2 separate regions of the Homo sapiens genome follow, and region 1 is linked to region 2. Evidence: chromatin loops called from intact Hi-C (ENCODE). Cell type or tissue: heart left ventricle. All regions are shown on one strand. Links, peaks and the distances in the headings refer to the core of each region. The heading gives the core; the rest is flanking DNA.

What was found. Peaks named below come from ENCODE experiments on the same cell type or tissue, not always from the same donor. Only the 100,000 strongest peaks of a DNase experiment are listed, where the experiment ranks them.
Region 1: a loop joins it to region 2, with 2.8 times the contacts of the local background. A loop is called at or near these places in 41 of 110 quality-filtered maps.

What each region holds. Positions count from the first base shown.
Region 1 is chr4:123,567,394-123,576,598 of GRCh38, reverse strand. No RefSeq gene overlaps it. Among named protein-coding and RNA genes, the nearest start is that of LINC02435, 50 kb to the right of the region's middle. In heart left ventricle, for the core only: no CTCF peak of the experiment used is centred there; no DNase peak of the experiment used is centred there.
Region 2 is chr4:123,647,855-123,657,059 of GRCh38, reverse strand. It overlaps LINC01091 (long intergenic non-protein coding RNA 1091), which reads right to left and starts at 7,069. Exons shown (of 6, transcript NR_027105.3): 1 at 6,731-7,069; 2 at 4,158-4,273. In heart left ventricle, for the core only: no CTCF peak of the experiment used is centred there; no DNase peak of the experiment used is centred there; H3K4me3 peaks cover 1,005 bases; H3K27ac peaks cover 4,360 bases.

The DNA.
Region 1 (9,205 bases), core at 728-8,727, 81 kb after region 2:
CAATAGAGTGCATTTTCTCATCCCCTTATAACAATGTTACTTAACTGTATTCACTCTTAATTTCACACTCAAGGAAGCTTGGATCCATTAATGACAAGGACAGCTGCTAAATGTATTTTAAATTATAACATATCTTCAAATGGTTAACTATGGGCTATTTCATATGATTCAACCTCCACATTTCATATGGCTAATAGCCAATAGTTAACCATTTTTTAACATATGAAAATAGCAATTTCATATGTATCAAGCTAATAAACAAACAATTCCAAGGTTTTCTGGTATATTCAGATGTCTTTAAGCAGGACTCTTTCTCTCTTTAGGGGTTTCGATGTTTTCCTGAAAGATGTCTACAGGTTCCTTCCCAACCCTATGTCTATACGTCCCATGTCAATCCTGTAATTGCCTTGGGAAGTTTTGTGTCGGAGAAACTATAAAGCAGAAAAATGCAGCCTTCTTTCAGTGGATAACTCCAAATCCATAAGAAACAAACAGGGGGGGAAACAGGACCTTTTAACTTGTGAAGGCAATAAAAATGTGTTCCAAGTATAAACAATTTAAGACCGTATAATACCTGACTCTTCTACCTCAGCAAAGGAGTCAGTTCCATCTCTGCTGAAGAAAATCTCCATCAAGACATTACAGGTGATTTAGCTTCCAAACTAGTTTGGTCCTGTATGATCTCCACCAAATTGTATTTATGGACTTCCATAAAGTGAAAGCATCAAAGACGCTTCACCTAGGTCCCCAGGCTGGGCTGGCACGAGGGCCAATGAAAGCAAATGCCTGATCCCTTAATTCACAGGGCCTCCCTGTTCTCCAATCGGTGCATCCTCACCTAGCTGGGAAGTGTAAATGAAGGGATTTGGTTTGATCCCCCAGGAGGCACAGTACAAAGACACAGTATAAAAATAAAGTATGCAGGATAATATGCTTACTCTTGGGCATAAAAATGTTTACAATACACTGCTCACAGCAGGTCCTGCTCTTCCTCTTACATGGTCTCTCTGAGCTGGCGTCCAATGGTGCTGATTAAGAAGCTAACCCAGGCTGTCTCTTGCAATAGCACAAAAATAAAGTTCATCTTCACAAGAACATGTAGTGGAAATGCACATATGTGGATACATACATGCGCATAAGAACATGTGTGCACAAGCCTTTTTCTCTAGGCGACACCCATTCTGGCCAGCATTATGAAGTTTTACTTATTCTTCAAAGAAAAGGCAATGGCAAAGAGGGTAAGAGATCTGGCTTTCCCCAGATGAAGAAATGAGCATTAAGTAGCCATTAACGTCACAAACAGAAAGACCACAGACACTAAGCACCACTTTTGGATTTTTCTTGCTAAAATAAATAATCTATCCTGAAGGGGATCAAGTCTCTAAATCTAGCTACCAGTTCACAGAAAATAGAGGGGGACAGAGAAACAGAAAGTTGAGTGCACAGCCACAGATGTAGGTAAATGGATACATTTGATGGTAGCAGCATGTAGAAGTTCTTTTTTAACTTTGGGCAAAGTAAATTCCCAGTGCTTGAGTCCATTTACACCTGCCCTGCCATGTGGTCACTCCCTCATTATCTCTAGAGGTACCTCACACTTGGACAGATTCAAAACCATCTTTTTCTTTCTCTTTCATTGTGTAAAATTCTCCCTCTGTTTTGTGCTGGGTATGCTGTAGTCAAGTTGGTTAGTCTGGTAAGGACATCTCTCATAATTCCTTTCCCTCTAGGATTGTGTCAAGAGTAGCCAGGCCAGGCATAGTAGCTCATGCCTGTAATCCTGGCAATTTATGAGACCAAGGTGGGAGGATCTCTGAAGTACAGAAGTTCAAAACCATCCTGGACAACATAGTGAAACCTCATCTCTACAAAAAATGTTTTAAATTAGTCAGGCACAGCATCATTTGCCTGTAGTCCCAAGCTACTTGGGAGGCTGAGGTGGGAGGATTGCTTGAGCCCAGCAGCTCGATGCTGCAGTGAGCCATGCTTGCACCACTGTACTCCAGCCTGGGTGACAGAGTATGACTCTGTCTCAAAAAACAAGAGTTGCAGAAAAGGAACTCAGGCAAGATTTGAGACAGAAATGAAGACTTCATTCTCAGACATACTGACAGAAAGACGCAGAGGAGTGTGGCAGGATCCACGTGGTCCTCTCTCTCCTCAGACCCATATTTAGTGCTTTCCAATTATTAGCCCTGCTGACTAGCAGCTGTCCACTACCAGTCACTTGGGTACAGATTCTCAGTAGCTCCCCTGAGGTTACAAATTCTCAGTAGCTCCCCTGAGGCAACAGCTTCCCAAAGACACTGCACCGATTCTCTCTTCACAGTCCCATGTCAGCAGCTGGAAGGGTTCATCTTCTCAGATTTTCCTGCAAGCTCCAGCTTGCCCACCCAGGCCAATGCTTCAGTCATGTCTGAAATGAATGACTTCCACTCTGATCCTCCAACTCCCCTTTCTGGGCCTTCCTTTCCCCGATCCTCCCACAATTGAGTAAGGTTTAATTCCTATAATAAATATGTCAGCCCACACTCAAAGTGGCACTGCTTCCCTGCCGAACCTGGATGACACATCTCTATCACCTACTAGTGCTGGTTCTGCTTCCTACAAAACCTCCCAAGATTGACGGTTCTAGTACTTCTAATGACAGCCTTTTGAGGACTGGAGGTTGATTTCTCGTAGCAGAACTCATTCCTGCTGGCCGTCACACCTGGCCCTTCAGTGTTTCTGCTGGGTGTGGCTTCAAGCCCTCTCACATCTGGGCACTCTCTCTCATAAAAGCACATGGGATATTTAATCAGTTTCGTTTGTTTAAGTGGACCTCATTAATACCAGCTTTTGAAATCATTTTTCTTATTCCTTTATTCCACATATTCAGTATTTCTTCCAAATAGTCACATTTGACCCTATGCCTTTAATATCTTCATCTGACACAGTGATCCATGGGAAAACGGCAAAGACAAATTGCTGCTATTACAGACTTTTTTCCAAAAGGTGTCTTTGGGGTATGATTGTCATGACCAAGTTTTCATGTGGCCCAGGTAAATCAATATCTAACCTAGGAGACTTGGTCAAATTAGATAGCACAAAGGCTAAATAAATAAATAAGGATATAGCACCAGTGGCTTTAAACCTGGGAGAATGGTTCCATTATTGAAAATAGGAATAGACAATAGGGCAGATGTTTTCACATTGTATGCAAAATATACAAGATGATGCATTTCATTTTAGATGACTTGGGCTGGAGGTGCCTGGAGATATCCCTGAGCTGAAGATGATTATTTTGAAGTCATCTGCATATAAGTGATATTTGAATGCACAAAGGTAGATTCATTCTTTAAAAGATAATAAAGACATTTTTATTAAAAAGATAATAAACATTTAAAAAGATAAATATTTAAAAGATAATAGATAAATAAACAGAGGGGCCAAGAATAGTACAGTCCTCCCTACATATCTGTGGGGAATTGGTTCCAGGACCCCAACAGATACCAAAATCTGCCCAAGTCCCTTATGTAAAATGAGGCAGTATTTTCACATTACCTATGCACATCCTCACATGTACTTTTTTTTTTATAATTGCAACTTTTATTTTAGATTCGGGGATACCTGTGCAGGTTTGTTATATGGGTATATTGGTGAGGTTTGGGGTACAAATGATCCCAAATAGTAATGCTGAGGTTTGGGGTACAAATGATGCCATCACCCGGGTGGTGAACATAGTAGTCAATGGTTTTTCAACCCTTGCCCCTCTCCCTGCCTCCTCCCTCTAGGAGTCCCCAATATATATTATTGCCATCTTTATGTTCATGTTTACCCAATATTTAGCCTTCTACTTATAAATAAGAATATGTGGTATTTGGTTTTCTCTCCCTGCATTCAATTGCTCAAGGTCATGGGCTCCAGCTGCATGGTGCTGCAAAGAACATGATTTTGTTCTTTTTTATGGTTGCATAGTATTCCACAGTGTATATGTACGGTATTTTCTTTATCCAGTCCACTGCTGATGGGCACCTAGGTTGATTCCATGTTTTTGCTATTGTGAATGGTGCTGCAATGAACATATGAGTGCATGTGTCTTTTTGGTAAAACAATTTTTTTAAATATATATACCCAGTAATGGGATTGCTGGGTCAAATGGTAGTTCTATTGTAAGTTCCCTGAGAAATCTCCAAACTTCTTTTCACAGTGGCTGAACTAATTTACATTCCCACTCAACAGGGTATAAATGCTCCCTTTTCTCCACAGGCTCGCCAGCATCTGTTATTTTTTGACTTTTTAATAATTTCTGTTCTGACATATGAGATGGTATCTCATTGTGGTTTTGATTTGCATTTCTCTGATAATTCATGATGTGGAATATTTTTTCATGTTTGTTGGCCATTTGTGTGTCCTCTGTTCATGTCTTTTGCATACTTTTTCATGGGATTCTTTGGTTTTCGCTTGTCCCGTTATTTAAGTTCCTTACAGATTCTGGATAGCAGACTTTTGTCAGATGCATTGTTTGCAAATATTTTCTCCCATTCTGTAGGTTGTCTATTTATTCTATTGATAGTTTATTTTGCTGTGCAGAAGCTTTTTAGTCTAATTAGGTCCCACTTGTCAACTCTTGGTTTTGTTGCGATTGCATTTGAGGACTTAGTCATAAATTCTTTCCCAAGGCCAGTGTCCAGAATGGTGTTTCCTAGGTTTTCTTCTAGGATTCTTATAGTTTGAGGGCTTACATTTAAATATTTAATCCATCTTGAGTTAACTTTTGTATATGATGAAAATTGGGGTCCAGTTTCATTCTTCTGCATATGGCTAGCCAGCTATCCCAGCACCATTTATTGAACAGGGAGTACTTTCCCCACTGCTTATATTTGTCAACTTTGTGAAGAACAGATGGCTGTAGGGGTATGGCTTTTCTTCTAGGTTCTGTTCCATTGTTCCATATAATTTAAATCATCTCTAGGTTACTAATAATACTTAATACAATGTAAATGCTATGTAAATTGTTGTTAAGCATGTTTTTTAAAATTTGTATTATGTTTTGTATTTTTTATTGGCTCTTTTTTTGGAAATACATTAATCTGCATTTGGTTGAATTTGTGGATGCAGAACCAGAAGATATGAAAGGCCAGCTGTCCATTGGTAATATTTGTGTCATTTAAGCATATGAGCTTTTGAAAATTTAGCTACTCCTAGCACATTACCATCTACACATGAAAAGTTAAGGTCAGGGAAACACACCAATCTGAGTATTCAGGACTAAGAACCACCTGGCTAGTTAAAAATCCACATAGCCTTGATTCTCCTACTGTTGTTTCCCTAAGCCTGGTATTATTGAACAAAGAAGATTCTCTTATTTTATACATGCTATGATGAATAAGAGAATACAACCCAAACTGTAGAAGTCATTTTATCTAATTTTGCCCCTTTGCTGGAATTAGACTTTTATCCAATGTAAATGTCTTTAGGCTTTGGTCAGTAGATACAGAAATCTTTAAGTGAGACTTGAAACAGCTCAAATGTCCATCACTTGGGGACTGGTTGAATAAACTACGCAACTTAAAAGGGATGAGAGATAGCTGCACCTGCTGCTAAGCAGTGAATGCTGAGATAAATTGTATAGTTAAAAAAGATAAGGTGGAGGAAAATGTGTATAGTAAACTTACATTTATCTAAGAAAGTAGATGTGAACGAGATGCAAGTATCTATACATATTTGCTCCTGTAAAATAAAATTGAAAGATAAACCATGAAGTTTTTAAAAATTACCTATGGGAGAGGGGAGACAGAGATTGGAGGCCAACTTCTCTGAATATACTTTGTTTTATATAACTTTAAAACAAAAGTAAGGCTATTATCAAAATGATGAAAGATTAAGTGTTGGTGAGGATGTGGAGAAAAGGGAACCATTTTGTACTGTTGTTGGGAATATAAATAAATATAGCCATTATACATAAACAGTATGGAGGTCCCTCAAAAAATTAAAAATAGAGCTACCATATGATCCAACAAGCCACTACTGGGGTATATATCTAAACAACATAAAATCAGTATATTGAAGAGATGTCGTCAGCCCCTGTTCATTACAGTACTATTCACAATAGCCAAGACATGGAATCATGGTAAGCGTGCATCAAAGAGTGAATGGCTGAAGAAAATATGGTATGTGTGGCTAGACGCGGTGGCTCATGCCTGTAATCCCAGCACTTTGGGAGGCCGAGGCGGGTGGATCACGAGGTCAGGAGATCGAGACCAGCCTGGCCAACATGGTTAAACCCCGTCTCTACTAAAAATACAAAAAATTAGCCAGGCATGGTGGCAGGCGCCTGTAGTCCCAGCTACTTGGGAGGCTGAGGAAGGAGAATGGTGTGAACCCGGGAGGTGGAGCTTGCAGTGAGCTGAGGTGATGCCACTGCACTCCAGCCCGGGTGACAGAGCAAGACTCCATCTCAAAAAAAAAAAAAGAAAAAAGAAAATACGGTATGTGTACACAATGGAATACAATTCAGCCTTATAAAAAAAGAAAATTTTCTCATTTGCAACAACATAGATGAACCTGGAGGACATTGTGATAAATGAAATAAACCAGGCACAGAAAGACAAATACCACATGACCTCACTTACATGTAGAGTATAAAAAATCAGTCATATAAACAGGAGTGAGGCCGAGGGGTGGAGAAATTGGGGAGATGCTGGTCAAAGGAAACAAAATTTCACTTAGACAGAAGGAATAAGTTCAAGAGATGTATTGTATGTCATGGTGACTGCAGCTAATAACAACATATTGTATATCTGAAAATTACTAAAAGTAGATTTTAAGTGTTCTCACCACAAAAAATAAGTATGTGAAGTAATGCTTATTTAAAATCGCTTAGTCATTCCACACACGTATGTGTGTGTATATATATACATCATATTGTACACCATAAATATATATACATCATATTGTACACCATAAATATATACAATTTTTACTTGTCAATTCTAAAAAATAATTAAATTTTTAAAAACAAAATTAAATAAATCTAAAATAACTACACTACAATGCTAAAGCAAAATGAAGCAAATAAATTTAACTATTTTTTTCAAGTGACTTTAAAAGACAATGATTTCTACATCCCTATTGGTATATACTCTAAAGATGAAAAGAACTGCAAAATAAATTCAAACGGTTGTTTTACAATTGTATTTTAATAATATTTTATATTATTCTAAACCTATTATTAATTAGACACAAATTTATACAGAAAGATAAAACAAGTAAGTAATTCTCAGTAAGAACTAATCATTTATTTTCTCTTTAAAATGAAAGAAAAAGAAGGAAGAGAGGAAGGAACGGAGGAAGTGAGAAAAGAATGGAGGCAGGCTAAAACATAAACCAATTCAGTATCAATGAGCAGTCGTCATATCTAGGTTGTGGTTTCTAAAAAATACCATTTCCCATAAGGAAACTCAAGCTCCTTGGAAAAATAGCTAATTTCTGGTTTAGGGCCAGAAATGTACAAGATAAGCCTAGAACATCCTGTCATACCAGAAAATTAGAGAGCTATTGAAGATGACTGAAAGATTTATAAGCCTAACTTGAAAAGGCTCCCACTGGCTTCTTGGAGACAATTTGAGCATGGATTTTTTAAAAGATGCATCAAATAAATTCAAATAGGTTTAAACATTCATAACTTCATTACGACATTTAAAAACTAAGTGACTGACTTGGCCAATGTTAAGAAACCAACTCACTGAAACTAGTTTTAAAAAAGGGAGTTGGTGGCCGGGCGCGGTGGCTCACGCCTGTAATCCCAGCACTTTGGGAGGCCGAGGTGGGTGGATCATGAGGTCAGGAGATCAAGATCATCCTGGCTAACACGGTGAAACCCCATCTCTACTAAAAATACAAAAAATTAGCCTGGCATGGTAGCAGGCGCCTGTAGTCCCAGTTACTCGGGAGGCTGAGGCGGGAGAATGGCGTGAACCCAGGAGGTGGAGCTTGCAGTGAGCCGAGATCACGCCACTGCACTCCAGCCTGGGCAACAGAGCGAGACTCCGTCACAAAAAAAAAAAAAAGGGTGGGGGGAGTTGGGGGTCAATATAGATCTAGCATCCATCTGGCCTTCCCTATGCAAACTGTCCCTCAGAATAATCAAACAGCTAATATGATAGAAAGTATTCCAGCAAATAAATGGAGAAGAAATGATAAAATGGAATACCACCAATCTAGATAATAATCATCAAAGCTACTAATGTCACAAAATGGAGAAATACAGATATTATGTGCATTCTATGAAGAAGAGTGTGATTCTTTTTAAGTCTTTTTAGCAATATTTACAGAAATATTTATAAATAATATGACAGAATATCTGTGTGTTGTGAGGTAATGACATAACAAAAAAGGAAACTACAGACTAATATCCCTGATAAACATAAATATAAAAATCCTCAACAAAATACCTGCTAACTGAATCCAACAGCATATCAAAAAGATAACACACCATGATCAAGTGGGTTTCATACCACGAATGCAGGGATGGTTTAACACATGCAAGTCAATAAATGTGATACATCACATAAACAAAATTTAAAACAAAAATAATATGATAATGTCAATAGATGCAGAAAAAGTATTTGACAAAATCGAGCACCCCATTATGATTAAAACCCTCAGCAAAATTGGCATAGAAGGGAGATACCTCAAGGAAATAAAACTCATCTATGACAAACACACAGCCAACATTATACTGAATGGGGAAAAGTTGAAAGCATTCCCCCTGAGAACTGGAACAAGACAACAATGCCCACTTTCACCACTTCTATTCAATATAGTACTGGAAGTCCTACCCAGATCAATCAGACAATAGAAAGAAATAAAGGGCACCCAAACCACTAAAGAGGAAGTCAAACTGTCAGTGTTCGCCAATGATATGATTGCATACCTAGAATACCCTAAAGACTCACGCAAAAAGGTCCTAGATCTGATTAATGAATTTAGTAAAGTTTCAGGATACAAAATCAATGTACACAAATAAGCAGCACTGCTATACACCAACAACAAGCAAGCTGAGAAACAAATCAAGAACTCAATTCATTTTACAACAGCTGCAAAATAAAATAAAATAAAATACTTAGGAATATACCTAACCAAGGAGGTAAAAGATCTTGACAAGGAAGTCTTCAAAACGCTGGTGAAAGAAATTATCGACGACACAAATAAATGGAAACAC
Region 2 (9,205 bases), core at 321-8,320:
GTGCATAAGTAACAAGCAGCTGAATGTTAAGACAATGGAGAAAATGTCTCCAGGGCATGTCAGGGACCTTCATGGCAGTCCCTCCCATCACAGGCCCAGAGGCCTAGGAGAAAAAAATGGTTTCATGGGCCAGGCCCAGGGCCCCCCTGCTGTGTGCAGCCTAGGGACTTGATGCCTTGCATCCTGGCTGCTTCAGTACCAGCTGTGGCTAAAAGGGGTCAAGGTATAGCTCAGGCTGTGGCTTCAGAAGGTGCAAGCCCCAAGCCTTGGCAGCTTCCACATGGTGTTGAGCCTGCAGGTGCACAGAAGTCAAGAATTGAGGTTTGGGAATCCCACCTAGATTCCAGAAGATGTATGGAAACACCTGGATGTCCAGACAGAAGTTTGCTGCAGGGATAGAGCCCTCATGGAGAACCTCTGCTAGAGCAGTGTGGAAAGAAAATGTGAGGTTGGAGCCCCCACATACAGTCCCCACTGGGCCACTGCCTAGTGGAGCTGTGACAAGAGAGACACTGTCCTCCAGACCCCAGACTGGTAGATCCACCAACAGCTTACAGCATGTACCTGGAAAAGCCATAGGCAATCATTGCCAGCCTGTGAAAGCAGCTGGAAGGAGGGCTATACCCTGTAAAGCCACAGAAGCAGAGCTGCCCAAGGCCATGGGAGCCCACCTCTTGCATCGGCATGCCCTAGATATGAGACATGGAGTCAAAGGAGGTCATTTTGGAATTTTAAGGCTTAATGACTGCCCTGTTGGATTTTGGAATTGCATGGGACCTGTAGCCCCTTTGTTTTGGACAATTTCTCCCATTTGGAATGGGTGTATTTACCCAGTGTCTGTACCCCATTGTATCTAGGAAGTAACTAACTTGCTCCTAATTTTACAGGCTCATAGGTGGAAGGGACTTGCCTTGTCTTAGATGAGACTTTGGACTTGGACTTTTGAGTTAATGCTGGAATACTTTGGGGGACTGTTGGAAAGGCATGATTGTGTTTTGAAATATGAGGACATGAGATTTGAGAGAAGCCAAAGGCAGAATTGTATGGTTTGGCTGTGTTCCCACCCAAATCTCATCTTGAATTGTAGTTCCCATAATCCCCACGTGTCATGGGAGGGACCCAGTGGGAGGTAATTTAACCATCATGCTGCTCATGCTGTTCTCATGATAGTGAGTGAGTTCTCGCAAGATCTGATGGTTTTATAAGAAGCTTCCCCCTTCGCTCAGCACTCATTCTCTTTCCTGCCACCCTGTCAAGAGGTACCTTCTGCCATAATTGTAAGTTTCCTGAGGCCTCCCCAGCCATGTGGAACTGTGAGTCAATTAAATCTCTTTCCTTTATAAATTATCCAGTCTTGGATATTTCTTCATAGCAACATGAGAACAGACTAATACACAGACATATGAGTAAAAAACCCAAAATCTTTTTCCAAAGGAAAAGAAAGAGTGGAGGCATTTTGTCATGCTAATTTATCTGCAATGAGATATGAGAATTTCTTTCTGCACTCAGGATGGCCCTTTGATTTATTTATCATCTAATACTCTTCATAACATGGGGACATCTGAACCAGGATTGAAAAAAGTATTTGGAGTAAAGAGTCTTTAGAAAGAATGGAAACAAAGTTACCAAAGATTTTACTTGCTCACACATTTATTGAATGACCATGTCTTGTCTAGTGAATGCCAGGTGCTGTTAGGTGACATTTTCTACAATCAAATTTAGTAGCCCTTAATTCTTTTTTTTTTTTTTTTTTTTTTGAGACGGAGTCTCCCTCTGTCACCCAGGCTGGAGTGCAGTGGTCTGATCTCTGCTCACTGCAACCTCCGCCTCCCAGGTTCAAGCAATTCTCCTGCCTCAGCTTCCTGAGTAGCTGGGATTACAGACATGTGCTGCCACGCCCAGCTAATTTTTTTTTTTTTTTTTTTTTTTTTGTATTTTTAGTAGAGACAGGGTTTCAGCATGTTGGTCAGGCTGGTCTCGAACTCTTGACCTCATGATCCACCCACCTTGGCCTCCCAAAGTGCTGGGATTACAGGCATGAGCCACCACGCCCAGCCCCCTTAATTCATTTTTAAGAGCCTGAGTTCATGAGAGAAAAGGAGAGGGGGAAGCTAGTTTCTTTATGCTTTTGTCAATCCCATTCTCTCTTTATTCTATACCTTATCATGGCCATTTTATTTTCAATTCTTTTCCATTTCCTTTCATGTCATGTATACAGTCAGCAAGAGGGGAAGAATACCTTTCCTTCTCTGCTAAGAAATAGCAAGGGATCTTGAATAATTTTCCCTCTGATATGTGTTAACTGATCTTGTTCTACCTCTGTTTTTGCTGTTGGATTGCTGTCTGTCAGACACTGCTGATGATTTCTAAGTAATTCATTTGTCCCACAAGTGGGACAAATTATTCCCTAAAATACTTGAGAAAGTGTACAGTAGAGGAGCCTAGAACAACAAATCTGGCTCAATTCTAGCCTCCTATAATTATCTACATGCCCTGAGGGAAGCCATTTATACCTGAGACTCCATTTACCCCCTCTGTATAACGGACGTGAAGACCTACATGTATTATTAGTCCGTTATCACACTGCTGATAAAGACATATCCGAGACTGGGCAATTTACAAAAGAAAGAGCTTTAATTGGACTTACAGTTCCACATGGATGGGGAAGCATCACCATCATGGTGGAAGGCAAGAAGGAGCAAGTCCCATCTTGCATGGATGGCAGCAGTCAAGGAGAAAATGAGGAAGAGGCAAAAGTGGAAACTGCTCAAACCAACAGATCTCGTGAGACTTACTCACTACCAGGAGAACAGTATGGGGAAAACTGCCCCCATGATTCAGTTATCTCCCACCGGGTCCCTCCTAAAACATGTGGGAATTATGGCAGTACAATTCAAGATGAGATATGGGTGGGGACACAGAGCCAAACCATATCACCACATAAAGGGTGATGAGTATTATAAGCAATGTCCTTTAAGTGCCTAGTATAGTTCCTATCTTACGGTAGATGGAGATATTATTATTCATTACTGCAATGGTTAATACTGAGTGTCAACTTGATTGGACTGAAAGATACAAAGTATTGATCCTGGGCATGTCTGTGAGGGTGTTGCCAAAGGAGATTAACATTTGAGTCAGTGGGCTGGGAAAGGCAGACCCACCCTTAATCTGGTGAGCACAATCTAATTAGCTGCCAGTGTAGCTAGAATATAAAGCAGGCAGAAAAATGTGAAAAGAGAGCCTGGCCTAGCCTCCCAGCCTACATGTTTCTCCCATGCTGGATACTTCCTGCCCTTGAACATCAGACTCCATGTTCTTCAGTTTTGGAACTTGGACTGGCTCTCCTTGCTCCTCAGCTGGCAGAGAGCCTATGGTGGGACTTTGTGGTCGTGTGAGTTAATACTAAATAAACTCCCATATATAGATATGGAGTTTATGGCAGACTCCTATATAACCACCACTAACTGCCATTAAGCTTTAAAAATAAAAGAGTTTTGTCAGTAAATATATGAATGGCTTATAGATGAACACTTCAAATAATCCATTACACAATCTCACCACTCAATATCATACTGTCAAAGAACTCTTATTAAGCAAGAGGACATGTCATGTGAAAGACCCAAGATACACTGAACCATATTACATCAGTACCCTGTTTTGTTTTTACCACTAGACAATTTGTTAGACTGATTTATTTTCTGTTATTACTTTCCATTGTTCCAGGAAAAGGAAAGAAGGAAGAAAGTCTCTTCCTTTGAATGTTAAAGATTTAATTGCGGCTGGGCGCAGTGGCTCACACTTGCAATCCCAGCACTTTGGGAGAATGAGGTGGGTGGATCACAAGGTCAGAAGTTCGAGACCAGCCTGGCCAACATGATGAAACTCCTTCTCTACTAAAAATACAAAAATTATCTGGGTGTGGTGGCAGGTGCCTATAATCCCAGCTACTCTGGAGGCTGAGGCAGGAGAATTTGAACCTGGGAGATGGAGGTTGCAGTGAGCCAAGATCGCACCATTGCACATTGCACTCCAGCCTGGGCAACAGGGTGAAACTCCATCTCAAAAAAAAAAAAAAAAAAAAAAAAAAAAAAAAAAAAAAAAAAAGCATTTAATTGCACTTAATTTTGAACAGAAAGCATGGAGAAAACATCACTTACCTTCTCAAACTCCATTTTGTACACCCCAATTGACTGAGTGGTGCTTTCCCACCCTCATCCACAGATCACAGAGACACAGCTAGGACAGAAGAATTCTCCTCTAACAGCAGATCTGGCTGGGTACAAAAAAAAAAAAAAAAAAAAACAGGAAATGTTCTAAGTGACTTTCATCCATTTATTTCCAAAGTAAATAATCCCACAGAAATGGATAGGAAAAAAATTTAGCCTACATTCTTTTACTTTACAACATAGTTCCAGATATAGTCTTTGGTTTTATTTTCATAACAAGTTACGTTCTTAATATGTCACAGTGAATTTCAAGGAAAGCATTATTTGTCATGGTTCCAAATATTAATGTCTCTGATGAAATTGATGTTTCTGTCATTTCTAGTTGTCAGAGTTTCTGTTTCCTCAAGGTCTTCTCTAGCAACAAAATCCCAAAATTCTTTAAGAACATGAAGATGGCTCTTGATACAATTTTGTATTATATTGCATGTTAGATCTACAAAGAGGCTCTTCTCCCTATACTGAGAGAAACTCTTTCTGATTGAGTCCTTGTGTCTTCTAAAGTGGATCACTTTATGGTATTGTTTGTTCTTAATAGTAATGATCAGAATGGTAACACTAAGCAAAGAGCACCTGTAGGGCTGGGCTAATTATTTTACATATTAGTTTATTTAATCCTCCAAACTTCCTGTAAAATAGGTTTTCATTTCTGCATGGCATAAGAGAGGCTTTCAAGGGATTAAGAGGCTGCAAGTCACAATTTGGTAAAATCTGGAACTAGTAAAATCTACATCTCTCCCCAACTCCAAAACTTGTGTTCTTTATGCAGTACTAACCAGAGTAAGAAGGAAAATGTGTAAATAAATTATGCTACTTGACAGTTATAGAACCTAAGCAAATGATAAATGCAAAGTCTACCAGTAGTGAGTCAAGAGCAAAGTCTAGGGGTTGAACCCAAGCAGCCCCAGACATCCAATCCAGAGCCATGTTTGGGTTAACATTCATAATGTTTTGATTTTTATTCAGAATAATTGCCCACATTTAAAACTATGCAGAATTCCCATAAAAAGCAGGACTGAGAACTTCTATTGACAAATCAGAATATCTAGCAACTTGGGCCTCCACATTCCCACATGGTAGCAATAAGTGAAGCAGAGTAGCAGATGCCCCTTCGGACAGGACACTCCACCCATGCACTGCAGCCTACTCTCTGCTGACTTAGTTTGTGTGCCTGAACCCTCAGGGCTTTTGAGTTTGTGACCCTCCTTTTCTCCATGGCATCCAATGTAGTCAAATTAGAAGGGTAAAATGTTCTCAACTTCATAAATATACAGTGTGTCAAAAACTATAAGAAAGAATGTAACTTGTACCTTTTCCTCAATGGTTTCTTCCTGGGGATGACCCAGAGATTGTGAGGGTTTGGAGAACAGCCTAGGGCCTTCAATTAAAATAGTTTTGTCTTTGGTTACTACCGGAATAAACCTGTAAGCAGACAGCTGTTTCATGCCAGCTGAAATTCTAGTCTTGGGTGGGATGGCAGAGGTTTATGACTTCAGATGAGAAACAGGCAGGAACAGATTATATTCTTATGCCAAGTTTCTCTCTTTATTGCCATGGAAGCAAGAAGAGCAATGCAGAACATGGAAAGCTTTGCTAGAGCAGTGTTTCACTCAGACTTTCTGCAAGACATCAGGAGCTGCTCGAGATTTTGCAAACACATTTATGGGAAAATCATGGCTATAGAAAAGCTCCTAAAATTAAAACAGAGCTGGAAAAGAATAAAGATCATTGCATTTGTCTTTAAACTCAGAAGCAGAACCCCTGGGATTTAGCATTGTATAACAACACTGGAAACATTATTAACATTAATAAATAAACATCTGGATTGACTTGCAGTCTAAATTTAAGTGTCCTAAATATTTTGGCTCAATTATAACTATACTGCTTTTTTCTAAATTCTCAAATGTTTCTTCTGTCCTTAGCTTATATTTCATTTTCTTCTAACTCTTTTAACTCGAATCTTTAAATGGACCTTGTTGTATAAATGTTTAAGCACCAAATGTCTATATAAGGATATGGAATTGATATTGATTTCAGATTTCATATTTGTACAATCTGGGTTCTTTACATACTTATAGGCTTTTAATTGGAATTACATAATCACACCATTTGTTTATCTTTATTTCATATAATGCTTTCTGTTATATATAATTTCAAGAGTGCCAAAATTTACCAACAAAGTTTTAGTTGAGCTAAAATTAAACCTGCATGCTATTATGAAGCTATCTGTTATTTCCATTTTTAAATATAAAATTAGCCAGAGTTAGCCCAGTTTGGGATAGTATTAGGGAGAACCCATAAAATATGGTGACATAAACCACATTATGCCATAATCATGGCCAAGTTTCACTTGAATTCTCAAATGTATTCAAAAAGCAAGAGTAAAGGTCAGCAAAACACATCTTCACCAAGAAAAGTGCAGTAAAACGAATGCCAAATTAAATGGGCCAGCTACAGAGAATTCTACCCATAAACACAATGCTTATACTTAATCTGTTTCTCACCACCTTCATTTGAGAACGCTGGTCTCAGGTCCCTGGGCTGCTGTTCCTGCCTTGAGCTTTTTTGTCGTTGCAAGCCACGGGGTTGCTATGCAAAGTCCCAACGCATGGAACCAGAGTTAATCATTCACAGGCCTTTTTGCCTGAAATAAGATGCTTTTCATTTCCCTTGGCTTATGTGAATAATGAAAAAAGAAAACAAACAAAGGAGATAACTGCACAATGTTAAAAGATAATCCCTTAGCATAACTATTGTCTAGAAGGCTGAGCACCGTAGTCAGGCAAAAATCCAGTCTGCATTCAGTGACTACACTGACATTTATTTATAAGAGATTATGCCGTGACAGAGCTTCAAGTCATTTAGAAATGCTCCCATTCCCCAAGGCCTTCGTTATATTTATATGCAGGAGCCCATATTATTTTTCCTGGTGTTATGGCAACAAGGATTTCAGTGTTTACAGAGCTATCAAGTTCTGACAAGCCAAGCCGGGGACTTTGCATCACTGGCTTGCATTAAAATGGAGCGCAGGACCTGGAGAGCTGAGCTGAAGCTCAGCTGTCTGAACAACTAATACCTGAGCAGAAGAGGGTTAGGAAGCAGGCAAACGGTGCTAATCAACTCACAGAGCCACTTTCCCCCAAGGGAATTTGCCCTCATGATCCTGCGGTTTAAGAAATATATTACAAAATACGCTGAACCTAGGAAGTCATATTAAACTCAAAAGAAAAACAAAACCCAAATTCCTACTACAATTTTGTACTCTGCGTGGATGTTTTAAAGCTGTGTTGAGTATCGTACATTAGAGTCCTTTATTAGGCCTCTGGAGTAGAGAAAGGGGAAATGAAAATGCAGTGGGTGAAGAAAGGGCAGAACAAATACTCTCTCTGTGCCCACCTTTGGTTTTTAACTACACAATGGAGATCAGCCCAGCTTACGTTCACACCTAATTTAACCACTGCCCAGGGCCCAGTAGTTTCTAGCATACTCCAGCTCTGAAGCTAATTACTGCAGGAAGCTGGTTATGAAAATGTCCCAGAAATATCTGTATCTCACAGACAAAATTATTTTGAGAACTTGCCACCTGCTCCACGAAAATAAATATATGGAAGCAGGACCTTGCGCTCCATGGTTTTCTACATTGAAGTTGTTTTCTGGAGTTGGCCCAAACTCCTCCATATTCTCTGACTAGAGACAGAGCTAGAAATCATTTAAAAAAAAAAAAAAGTCCTTCCAAACATACTCTTTGGACATCTTGGTTCTAGATGGAGCAGGAAATAAAAGCCACAAGCTTAACCTCTGATACAATAAGCTACCACCTTCCAGTTCTAGATTTGGGCCTGGGAAATAATCAAGTCAGAGTAAAATGAAACAAGGAGTTCTAACCACATTTCTTTTTCTTCTTTTTCTTTCTCTCTTTATTTTCTTTCCTTTATATATGTGTGTTCATAAGGGTATTGGTACTCATTTGGTTATAAAAGTGTCACACTGAATTGTAGAATGAACTTCACACACGTCTAAATCCTTTTCAGTTTTTTTGAGATAGGGTCTCCCATTGGCAGTGCAATCATGGCTCACTGCTGCCTCAACCTCCCAGGCTCAAGTGATCTTCCCATCTCAATCTCCCAGGTAACTAGGATTACAGGCAAATGCCACCATGCCTGGGTAATTTTTTGTATTTTTTTGTAGAGACAGGGTCTCACTATGTTGCCCAGGCTGGTCTAGAACTCCTGGGTTCAAGTGATATGCCTGCCTCAGCCTGGGATTACAGGCATGAGATACCACACCCAGCTAATTTTTTTTTTTAATTGAGGTTTTGTTCTGTTTTAAGGATAAATAGCAAGAAATATGCAGATTTCCTAATGCTTAAGGTGAACATTTCAACAAATAATGAACTGAGACTTGCCAGGTACCGTAGACATGTGGAAAAAAGTTTTATTTACACAGTATACACTTTTAAGTCATATAAAATAATTTTTAATGGCAGAAAAGGTAGTAACAATAATTACACTAAATGTCTCTGAATGTCTTTCTTAGTAAACTAGAGCTATATAAGAAAATAGCTAGAAATGGGTGAGTGTGATCTCCTGGATTTTCCCCTTGGAAAAGACCAGTATTGACAGGGCCGCTTCACAAGACTCACTGGGAAGCCTGGGAGAGGCACAGGTCTTTGTGGCCCAGATACACAGCAAGCCCATTCTCTCATTAGCAACAGTGACCACTGTTTACAATACCTGTTGCTATCAGAGACTTTACCTTTTTTTTTCTTAAGAGTTAATCTTGCTCATAGTTTGTCAGCTCTTTTGGGATCCTAGCACACAAACTAGATTATCTGCGGCTGCTCTTCCCAGCAGCCAGAGATTAAAGGATATCATTTAAAGTTGTGCTTTCGGTGTCTTTTTATTTCTTTTGGTCTGCTCACTTCAGTTTACCACACAGCAGCTGCCAAGGCAGCTGATGTTACCATCTTCATCACAATGGTC